Linked DNA regions of Homo sapiens: region 2 is linked to region 1. Evidence: read pairs that join two places in POLR2A ChIA-PET (ENCODE). Cell type or tissue: HCT116. All regions are shown on one strand. Links, peaks and the distances in the headings refer to the core of each region. The heading gives the core; the rest is flanking DNA.

Evidence for each region. Peaks named below come from ENCODE experiments on the same cell type or tissue, not always from the same donor. Only the 100,000 strongest peaks of a DNase experiment are listed, where the experiment ranks them.
Region 2: POLR2A ChIA-PET joins it to region 1 with 5 read pairs; 1 of 35 experiments calls an interaction of 5 or more read pairs at or near these places.

Annotation. Positions count from the first base shown.
Region 1 is chr1:23,101,105-23,106,475 of GRCh38, reverse strand. The region is part of intron 2 of LUZP1 (leucine zipper protein 1); the gene reads left to right. Among named protein-coding and RNA genes, the nearest start is that of MIR3115, 59 kb to the right of the region's middle. In HCT116, for the core only: no CTCF peak of the experiment used is centred there; a DNase peak (open chromatin) is centred at 2,925; H3K4me3 peaks cover 1,008 bases; H3K27ac peaks cover 454 bases.
Region 2 is chr1:23,788,091-23,793,461 of GRCh38, reverse strand. PITHD1 (PITH domain containing 1) reads right to left here. Exons shown (of 6, transcript NM_020362.5): 6 at 5,230-5,371. It overlaps LYPLA2 (lysophospholipase 2), which reads right to left and starts at 2,317. Exons shown (of 10, transcript NM_007260.3): 1 at 2,212-2,317; 2 at 702-805; 3 at 423-454; 4 at 246-311. The coding sequence starts at 779. LOC105376860 (a long non-coding RNA gene) reads left to right here. Exons shown (of 2, transcript XR_947067.3): 2 at 2,672-2,848. RefSeq lists a silencer at 2,080-2,139. In HCT116, for the core only: no CTCF peak of the experiment used is centred there; DNase peaks (open chromatin) are centred at 2,381 and 3,199; H3K4me3 peaks cover 3,498 bases; H3K27ac peaks cover 4,704 bases.

The sequences.
Region 1 (5,371 bases), core at 164-5,163:
ATGCCACCACTCCCAGCTAAATTTTGTATTTTTTGTAGAGAAAGGGTTTCACCATGTTGCCGAGGCTGGTCTTGAACTCCTGGGCTCAAGCTGTCTGCCTGCCTCAGCCTCCCAAAGTGCGCTAGGATTATAGGCATGAGCCACTGTGCCCATTTGAGAGGTGTTTGATTTATTTGGAGTTAACGTCTGGGTCACAGGGGTTTGAGGATGTCATTGGAAACTTGACAGTGATCTCTGGTAAAATTCTAAAATTGATTGATCAAAGAATGAGAACAGTGATCCCTAGAAGCCAGCTTGTGTTCACTAAGAATAAATCATGCTAGCTGATAACAATTCTTTTTTTTCTTTAAGCCTTGCCATGATTTTATTTAAACGATCGGTACAAGTTCAGTATAAAAATATTAGAGAATAGACATAAGCAAAAACAGAAAAAAAGCACATTATCCAGAGATAATTACCATATAGCAGTTTGATATATATATCAGAGCATTTCATTTTTGGAAAGATTCCTAGGTCGCTGGAGGATTGGAATGTGCTACAAAGGTAATGTGTCTTAAGTGCTAACATTAGGTATTTAATGTTTTCTCATGTGATCCCAAGACAAAAAAAAAAATTTTACCTGGCTTTGGAGCTTCTTGAATAGTTGCACTCAGGAATTGTAATAGATCAGTGTTAATCTATAGGAGGTGTTTTTAATGATTTTGGTTATATTTTGTTTTTGAACATCAATTTGGATGAAGATATAGAAAAGACATGCCTATGAGACTTAAATAGCGAATGTTTGCAGGCTAGACAGTGTAGAGAATATTTAGTCAAGGGATTGAAACTAAGAAGTTGAAATCCAAAAATAATAAATAATAATTTAAGCTGAAACTTACATGACACTTACTATAGACCAGGTACTAGTCTAAGCAATTCTTGCATTAACTTATTTACACATACCATAACCTTATAGGTATTGAAGCATAGAGAATTCAAATGACTTATCCAAGGTCACACAGCTAGTAGCTAATAAAGTCAGGGTTTGAACTTAGGCTGCCTGGCTTCAGAGTTCGTAAACTTTAATCATTGTATCACGTTGCCTGCAAAAGAATTAAGCCCCATATTTCAATTATTAAAAATGAGATTTAACAGTTTATTTGGAAACAAAGCCAGTATGAACCTACAAATTGGTACTGTGGCTATCAGATTCGTTCATGCAATCTTGGACTTCATTATTAGAACTGGGCAGACCAGGTCATCTTTCATCCATCCCACCCTTTTACCCCATTGCTACTGTCCTGGTTCAGGCCCTTATCCCATCTCTTGCCTTGACTATTACAATAGCACCCTAGTTTATCCTGCTAGAATGGCCTTTCAAAAACTGCAGTTCTGATTGTGTTACTCTCTTACTTAATCCCTTTGTCCAATACAGGTTGCAAATTTGCTTCCCATATCCACTTGCAGGCATGTATGTTTTGGAGGGACTATACAGTGGTATTCTTTTTATTTCCTCTTTTTTGAAATCTGAATTCATTGGCTACATTTAAGAGATTATATATAAAAGTAGGGCATAGCCCCTCTTAGCCATAGTCCTTCTAGGCCCTTTAACTCATTTAAATCATTGGCCTGATCTCTTTGGCACCTGCATTTCAGCCTCTGGCATAAAGGCTAAGCATCTTTCCTAGAATGTAGTGCCTAGATCTGAAAATAGTCCCCTTTATGTAAATTTGGCCAGTACAGAATACAATAAAACTATTACATTAATTTATTTACAAAACATTTATAAGGTTCCTACCTTGCCCCTGTCACTGTATTCAGTGCCCAGGACTGAAAAATGAAGATAACACAGTCCCTGCTCTCAGAGCCCAGCAGAGGATGACAGATATTTTAAGTATCATGGATATAGTGATAGAAGCATCTACAGAATTTAGGATGGTGCATTTCTCTTGCGGGGAAGGATGGTTTGAAAAGGCCTCAGAGAACAGATGCATTAAAAGATGTTTACCATTGGGCCAGGCGTGGTGGCTCACACCTGTAATCCCAGCACTTTGGGAGGCCGAGGCTTGTGGATCACTTGAGGTCAGGAGTTCAAGACCAGTGTTGGCAACATAGTGAAACCTGTCTCTACTAAAAATAGAAAAATTAGCTGGGCGTGGTGGCGCACACCTGTAATCCCAGCTACTCGGGAGGCTGAGGCAGTTCTCGAGAATCCCTTGAACCCAGCAAACGAAGGTTGCAGTGAGCTGAGATCGTGCCTCTTCACTCCAACCTGGACGATGGAACGAGATTCCGTCTCAAAAAAAAAAAAAGAAAAAGAAAAAAAGATGTTTACCATCGGAATGGCTGTGGGTTGTGGGGGCTTGGAAGGAAAGGAGATAAGGGAATGTTCCTCAAACAGTACACCCTCAGCCTCTGAACTTACTGTGACATTTCAGGGGCCTCAAACCTACCACAGAGACCTTACCAGTTAATTGCTCTTCCCCTTGTGTCTCTGGTGTCAGCCATGCTGAATTAAATTCCCCGAATACAGCATTGTTTTGTTAGCTTGTTCACTCCCTCCCTCCTTCCCCCCCTCCCTCCCTCCTTCCCCCCTCCCTCCCTCTCTCCCTCTCTCCCTCCCTCCCTCCCTCCCTCCCTCCCTCCCTCCCTCCCTCTCTCCCTCTCTTCCTCCCTCCCTCCTTCCCAATAAACAACTATATTATACTCTTTATGTACTAGGCACTGTTCAAGGGGCGGGGAATACAGCAATAAAAAAATTACAAACACAAAAAACTACACTTCTGACCTCATGCATCCTACTTTCTGGTAAGAAGAATCAATGTAAATAAATTTACAAGTAATCAGGTGGTTAAATGTGCCAAGAAGAAAAATAAGTAGGGTATCTTACCTTAGAGCTGTCCAAAGATGGAGTGAGTTGTCTTGGGAGGAAGTGACTGTCATTCTTGTCATTAGAAGTGTTTGAACGGAAGCTGAGTAACTACTTGCTAGATAACGTCCGCATTGAGTGGGAGGTTGGACTAGATGATCTCTAAATCCTTTCCAACATGAAGAATCTCTGTATGCTAGCTGGGTCCCTCACTCTTGAGTTTGCGTATCCAAAATACATGAATTTGTGATTCTGGGAAAAATAATGTAAGCCCTGTAATTAGATAGAAATGTGCAAGAGTTGATGGTGAGGCTTAGACAGCCTAAGATTTTAAAACAGGTAACTACAAGTGGTCAGGAGGAAGCTGCTTGAAAATAGCTCTTGGCCAGGGGCGGTGGCTCGCGTCTGTAATCCCAGTACTTTAGAAGGCTCGAAGGGCGAAGTGGGAGGATGGCTTGAGTCCAGGAGTTTGGGACCAGCCTGGTCAGCATAGAGACCCCTTCTCTACAAAAAAAAAAAATGAGAAAAATTAGCCAGGCATGGTGGCATGTGTCTGAGTCCCAGCTGCTTGGGAGACTTAAGGTGGGAGGATTGCTTGAGGCTAGAAGGTAGAAGCTGCAGTGAGCTGTGATTGCTCCACTGCATGACAGCCTGGTAGACCCTGTCTCAATAAAAAAAGAAATGAAATCAAATGAAATGAAATGAAAAATGAAATGAAATGAAATATAAAATAAAATAAAAGCTCCTATTATCCTTTAGATCAGAGATTGGCAAATTCTGGCAGACAGGCCCACTGTCTTTTGCTTTTTAAATTTTTAATGGTTTATTTAAGTAGAGACAGGGTCTTGCAGTATTGCCAAGACTGGCCTTGAACTCCTGGCCTCAAGCAATCCTCCCCGCTCATCTTACCAAAGTGCTGGGATTACAGGCATGAGCTACCATGCCCTGCCCACTGCCTGTTTTTTTAAATCAAGTTTAATTGAAACATAGTTATGTTCATTCACTTCTGTACAGTATATATGTGGTTGCTTCATCACTACATTGTCAGAGTTCAGTAGCTGGAATAGAAACCTTAGATCCTATAAAGCCTAAAATATTTACTCTCAAACTAAGTTTGCATACTTATGTGTATACTATCAAACTTTTTAAAAAAAAGTTTGCCGACCCCTCTTTAAATGACTATTGGGAACAGGAAGTGAATCATGGCAGCTGTGTTGGGAGAAGGGGCAGGGCAGGCCTGATTATGTTCTATTTCAGACCTTCCTGATCTGCCAGGACAGGAAGAAGAGCCACCCTCCAAAATGCTGGATGGGGCCACTTGGAACTGGGTTCAGGAACTTTGATAGAAAGAGCCCTGAATGAGAGACAGTTGGCACTGTATGTTGCTAGCGTGAATTAGAACTGAGCCAGGTACTAATGTAGGGGTGGCATGAAAAGTGAGACTGTCCTTCCCTTTGTAAAAACCTTCTTATGGTTTCCCAAGGTTTAATATAAACAGTTTCCTTCCCAGACCCCACCCTTAGGCACATTTAATCACTTCTTCTGAGCTTCCGGTTATATGTATGATGATACAATATGCTAAGGAAAAAAAAAAGCAGGATAGAAGACAGGATGCAAAAGGGTGGGTGCTATCTTATGTAAGATGGTCAGGGAAGGCTTCTTTATCATAGTTTTATGATTGGTTATATCTGTATGATTCCTTAAAGGCAAGGGTAAGATTTTCTACTTATCTTGGCAAAATGCTGGGTGCATCATAGGTGTTCTATAAATGTCTGCTAAATAAATGAATTTTGCCTGGATAAACATACTTAACACAGAGTAAGGGAGGCAGTAGAAAGAGAGGTGTCTACTTTGCTTTTGGATGATCCAGGAGGTAGCAAAGCATTTCTTATCCTGGCTACTTAGGGCCAAAAGGTCAGAGATAAGTGACCTCCTAACCCCATTTTCAGTCTAGTTCCTTGTTTACTCTGGGGAGAAGGGATGATCTTAGTGAATCACTATTTTTAGGAGGATTTTCCCTGATGAAACTTACTTTAGGTATGCATAGGACTTTTCAAAGTGCTTTTGCTAACTTTATTGCATAGTGTTGCTGTAAGGTAGTTGATATTCTTTTATTTTTTCAGAGGAACTAAAGCATAGAGAAAATCAGTGACTTGGCCAAACAGTATGGTATTCTTAAAAGAATATAAACTTTGGAATTGGACCTAGATTCACTCTGACTGTCCTTGCTAGCTGCGTACTTTGGGAAAATTTGAGAGTCCTTGCCCCATAAGGTTATTGTGAAAGCTGAATAGAATAATAGTAGTAGCTTACTGTTTGTTGTGACTTATGTGCAAGGTATTCTGCTAAGCATTTTACATGTCCAGGGATTACCATATTGTTTTTGTGTGGACATTGAGGGAAAACCTCCGTGGAGTAACGTAGGAACATGTAAAGTAAATGATCTGAGATTCCTGATACCTGCAGAAATCATGTATATAAGGTACTTAGTATTGCCTGTAGTATAGTACTGCCCTATTTGTG
Region 2 (5,371 bases), core at 280-5,279, 690 kb before region 1:
GGGGAAGGGGCAAAGGGAGGTGTGGGTTCTAGGAGAGCTCAGGTCTAGGAGGCCCTAGGGCTGGGGGCTGGTGCTGGACCCCACTCCTGGGGGCTCCACAGGAGCTCAGGCTGAAAATGCCACTTCTGACTGCCCTGAGCCCAAGCCCCAGGATGCAACTGACAGGAGAGAACAGGCCTGGGATGACAGGACCACCCCCAGATGATCCCCAGCCTCAGCCCCTCCCTTGCTGGGGTGACACTCACGCATGGGGACAGATGTACTTGACGTGAGGGAGCCGGATGGTGGAGAGGGCGTCAGCCCAGCTGTGCCTGTAGGAGGGACGGGAGAAAAGGCTCCGATGTGGTAGGAAGAGAAGGCCTCTCCAGTCCGCTGCTGGGCCAGGACCCCTCCTTAAGGAGCACCCCTCCTCAGTCACTTACCCTGTGTCTCCAAGTCCATGTAAAAAAATAACCTGGAAAAGGATGGGAAATGGGGAGACAGGAAGGCTTCCCCTAGGTCCTCCAACTTCTGCCCACCCCTCCCCCACCCCCAAGGACCTGGGGGAACCCAGGTAGCAGCCAAACAGGTTACTACCCCGAGCCTGCTGGCCTCAGGATACTCCCTGCTCATCACTGCCACCTCCATTTTCCCACACCCCCTCCAGCCGGTCCTCCAGCTGCTCCCACAGTGTCTGGCCGTGGGTGAAAGGGGACCCTTACCGCGGCCGTTTCCCGCTCAGCTCCAGACACGGTGGCAGCATCGGTGAGCAGGGGCACAGACATGGTGTTACCACACATACACCACACGGCTCCACGGCGGGGGCCTGCATACATCGGGGCGGCGGTCAAGAGCAAAACCAGGCACAGGACACACTCCTGGCCCAAGAGGCCACCAGGCCATCAGCCCCACACAGCACCCAGGTTCTGTCCTGGGCACAAAGAATAGTCAAGCAAGAAGTCCCAGGGCACAGGAGAAGAAGTCTGCCTCAGTTCCAGGGCTGAAAGGCAGAGACAGCCTCCCTAGTGGCCCAGAACATGTGTCTCTGGTTCTGGCCCAACCACAGGACCTGAGCTTGCTGGAGACAGGCAGAGGCAGGGCATAGGGACTGTAGGGCAGGGGGCAGAGGGGAGGCAGCGGCACGCCTGCTTCATTCCCCCTCTAACTCCTCAGGGGTGAGTGCCTTCCCCCTCCTCTCCAATCATCCCTGGGTCCCTGCCTCCCCAACTCCGGGCCCTATGGGAAATGGAGAGAAAAGTGCCAGGGAAAGGAGCTTCCATCCCCTACTCAGTGCCGCCTCCAACCCCCATCTCAACCTCCCCCCACCCAGCCCCCATCCAGCCTTCACAGCAGTTTCTGGCCCATCCATTCCCAGACCCCCAGGGGGCTGCCCATGTCCCCAGAAAGCGTAAGAACTCCACCCACCCCCAAACTGGTGCTCCACGCCCCCCCTAAACGGAGCTACCTGCTGCTGCTGCCACTGACTGCAAACGAGCCCTGGCTTGACCACGCTCTGGGACTCCCAAACACACAAAAGAATGTCAGGCTGGCTGGCCCCTCCCCATCCTCGGCGTCCTCCAAACTCGCCGGAAGCTTCCACTACCTGCCTCAAGTGCCTGCCCACCCCTCCCAACTGGCCTCACCTTCCATCTCTGACCCCTGAGGGCAGCTCCCCACAATGGGATCGTTCACCTGTGACCCGGGGTTCCTCTTCCCATGGGGAATGCACCTCCTGCCCTGAGCTGCGATTCCCTTCCTTCTCCACCGTGGGGACTTGCACCTCCCGCCCAGGCTCCCTCCTCGGAGGGGTGCCTTCCCCCTGACCTGTCTCTCTCTATACACCTTGAGAACTTCCACCCTGACCCAGGATCTCCCGCTCCCCACAATGGGAACTTCTGTTCTGACCAAAGGTCACCCTACCCAGTGAAATTTTCTACCCTGACCCAGGACTCCCACCTGCCCACAATAAAGCTTTGTACCTTTGACTCTGGGGAAGCCCCCGCCCCACAATGGGCTCTTCTATTTCCGACCCTGAAGTCTGTCTCTTTATACTCAGACACCCCCTTGCCTAGCCCCGCTCCACTCCCGAAGTCCCCAAGACTGGACAGCGCCTTCGCACCTCACTCCCCACCCCCATCCCCCCCATCACGGTTCCCCCTCCCCGCTCTCCGGGACCCTCCCGAGGCCGACCTCCCCCTACACGCCCATCCTCCGCAGCCGCCGGCTGGGTACCTCCACTCCCTGGGACTTCCGAGGCCGCTTGGGCGATTCTCCTCTTTCTCCCGCAGACACACTCTTCCCCCTCGGCCGCCCCCGCCGGAACTTCCGTTCGAGTCCCGGGAACCCAGCCATCGCGCTGCCGGAAGTAGCCTGGCCGACAGTACGGAACCCGGAAGCGGGGACCCGGCTTCGCTGGATAGAAGCTGCCATGTTGGAGGCGGCGGGGCTACTCCCTGTCATTCAGCCGCGCAGTCGCTGGGTTCTCACCCGCTCCCACCTTGTAGATTCGAGACAGGGCACCCAAGACTCCCACTTGCTACCACCACCCATGCGCCTCCTGGAGGAGGGCCGACCGGAAGGAGAGGCATCCCTCACACTATTGTTTGCATAAACTTTACCACCTTCCCATCCTCATGGGACACACCTCTTAAGGCCTCGGGTGTCTGCCACTGGCTTTCATGCCCTATTCCAGGATCATGAATGGAATGACACACTCTGAACCGAAGAGACCTTACAGATCATCTAGTTCTCCAGCCTTGAAGATGGGGAAACTGAGGCTCAAGGAAGGCATGTAAACAGCAACCTCGGGATTCCATTTAAATTCTGCCTCTCTGGATCTGCTTCCTGATATATAAAATGGTAATAACCACCCTGCCTCCTTCACAGCTTTGTTGGTAGGCTTAAATGAGGTTGTGTGAACATGGTTTATACAGTAAAATCACAGCGTGAGGTGTTAATCACGCAAAAAAGGACCTAGGAAAAATACAAAGGCCGTATCAGGAGAGCTGGACAGGCACTGGCAGTGTTAGCGCTGCCCTTCACAAGCAATGTCATGCAGACAGTGCACAAAACGCTGCCATCAAGCTGAAGTGGAAATAGGTATCAGGGACCACAGAAAAGTCAGAAGGCAGGCAAACTGAGTTGAAGGAGCATGTCCCTGAGAATGTGTGGGGATCTGCAAATAGGAAATGAGTCACACTTGACCCTCAGCCGCTTAGGACTCACTCTCCCAGCCTAACCTATACTAGTGTTTTCTTTGAACAGAAAGAAAACAGTACAGCCAGGCGCGGTGGCTCACTCCTGTAATCCCAGCACTTTGGGAGGCTGAGGCGGGCGGATCACGAGGTCAGGAGATCGAGACCATCCTGGCTAACACGGTGAAACCCTGTCTCTACTAAAAATACAAAAAATTAGCCTGGCGCTGTGGCGGGCGCCTGTAGTCCTAGCTACTCGGGGGGAGGCTGAGGCAGGAGAATGGCGTGAACCCGGGAGGCGGAGCTTGCAGTGAGCCAAGATAGTGCCACTACACTCCAGCCTGGGCAACAAAGCGAGACTCTGTCTCAAAAAAAAAAAAAAAAAAAAAAGAAAGAAAAGAAAAAGAAAACAGTACAAAGTTGGAAGCTCAACAAAGCACTTTCCCCCAGGCCCAGAGGCACTTTGGTCCTAAGTACTCAACAGGTCAGGGAGCCTACAATACCAGGATTCGGGGCAGGAAACCTTTGAGCCTATGGGACCACCACAAGCCAAGGACCCAGGACTGAATGTCAAAAGAAAATGGAGGGTAATGTCCCCACTTATGGAAGAATGAACAGTTCCTCCTGCAACCTCGATCACCTGAGACACCATGACACTTAAAACAAATTCTTCAGAGTGAAGCTTCAAATTCAGAGGCTCAGTCCCAGGAGCTGTGATTAATGCTTTAATTAGTGGAATTAGTGAAGGGCTAGTCTGCTCTAAGATTTTTAACTTTATTTTTCCCCCTACTCCAAATTTAAACATAGCCCTTCTTTTAACTCCAAAAAATGATCCAACTGAAATAAAGAGGCTGTGGCTGAGTGAATAGGACCCTTCATGCTTTTCAAGAACAGCATTTGCATTCTGGTTTATTTCAGGCTGCATTTTAGAAATTTTGAGGGCCAACAAGGTTTGGTGGTAGCAGACCTTTCCTAGGACAGGCTGGAGAAACAGTGGCTATATCCTCCAAACAACAGCATGGGCCAATGCCTCAGAGGAATTCTCCCAAAAGGATCAGATTCAACACTAATTCCCTTTATTACCTGTTCCTGTTTTCTGCAAGGGAGAGAATACTGACCATATCAAATCCCCTTTTTAGATACTTACATTCTCTTCAATTGCTAAACTGACTTTCAAAATTTAAGTCCAAAGTCTTTGGTCTACCTGGAGACCACATGAGCTGCTCAATTACTTTCCTCACCCTCATTTCTTCTGATGAGCTCCAAAATCTGTTCTCCCTTATTTTTGTAAATGTCATTCTACAAATCACTTCCTTTTGTGCAAAATGAAATATAGGGTTTTGTTGTTGTTGTTTTGAGACAAGGTCTCACTCTGTTGCCTCAGGCTGGGGTGCAGTGGCGCAATCATGGCTTACTGTAGCCTCGACCTCCTGGGCTCCAGTGATCCTCCCACCTCAGCCTCCCAAGTGGCTGGGACTACAGGTGCACGCCACCATGCCCAGTTAATTTCTGTGAAATACAGGTTTTCAACCCCACCTTCTTCTTTACTATATATGGGTGTAGGAGTGTTTTTGGCCTACTGTACAAAATTAAGCTTGACCATTCCTGGAGAAACTGATCCAGTCTTGATTTTTTTTTTTTTTTTTTTTGAGACGGAGTCTCACTCTGTCACCCAGGCTGGAGTGCAGTGGTGCAATCTCAGGTCACTGCAAGCTCCGCTTCCCGGGTTCATGCCATTCTCCTGCCTCAGCCTCCTGAGTAGCTGGGACTACAGGCTCCCGCCACCGCACCCGGCTAATTTTTTGTATTTTTGGTAGAGACGGTTTCACCGTGGTCTCGATCTCCTGACCTCGTGATCCGCCCACCTCGGCCTCCCAAAGTGCTGGGATTACAGGCGTGAGCCACCGCGCCCGGCTCCAGTCTTGATTTAATTGTGGCACTTCCTATAATCTACCTAGTCCAAAACAACAACAAAAAATTTCAAAGTTCAGTACAGTTCCCCATGAAATGAAAGTTGCATCAGTGGCTATCAAGAACTCAAAAGAAAATACAAACATTAAGTCTGGCAAGGATTTATTAGGAAGCTTATTAGTCACAGTGAATAAAAGCCATGAAAAGAAGAACTCAAATCTCCAAATTCTGGCATCGGACTTACAACACTAGTTAGAAGCTAATAAACATTAAGGAATTTCCAAGGG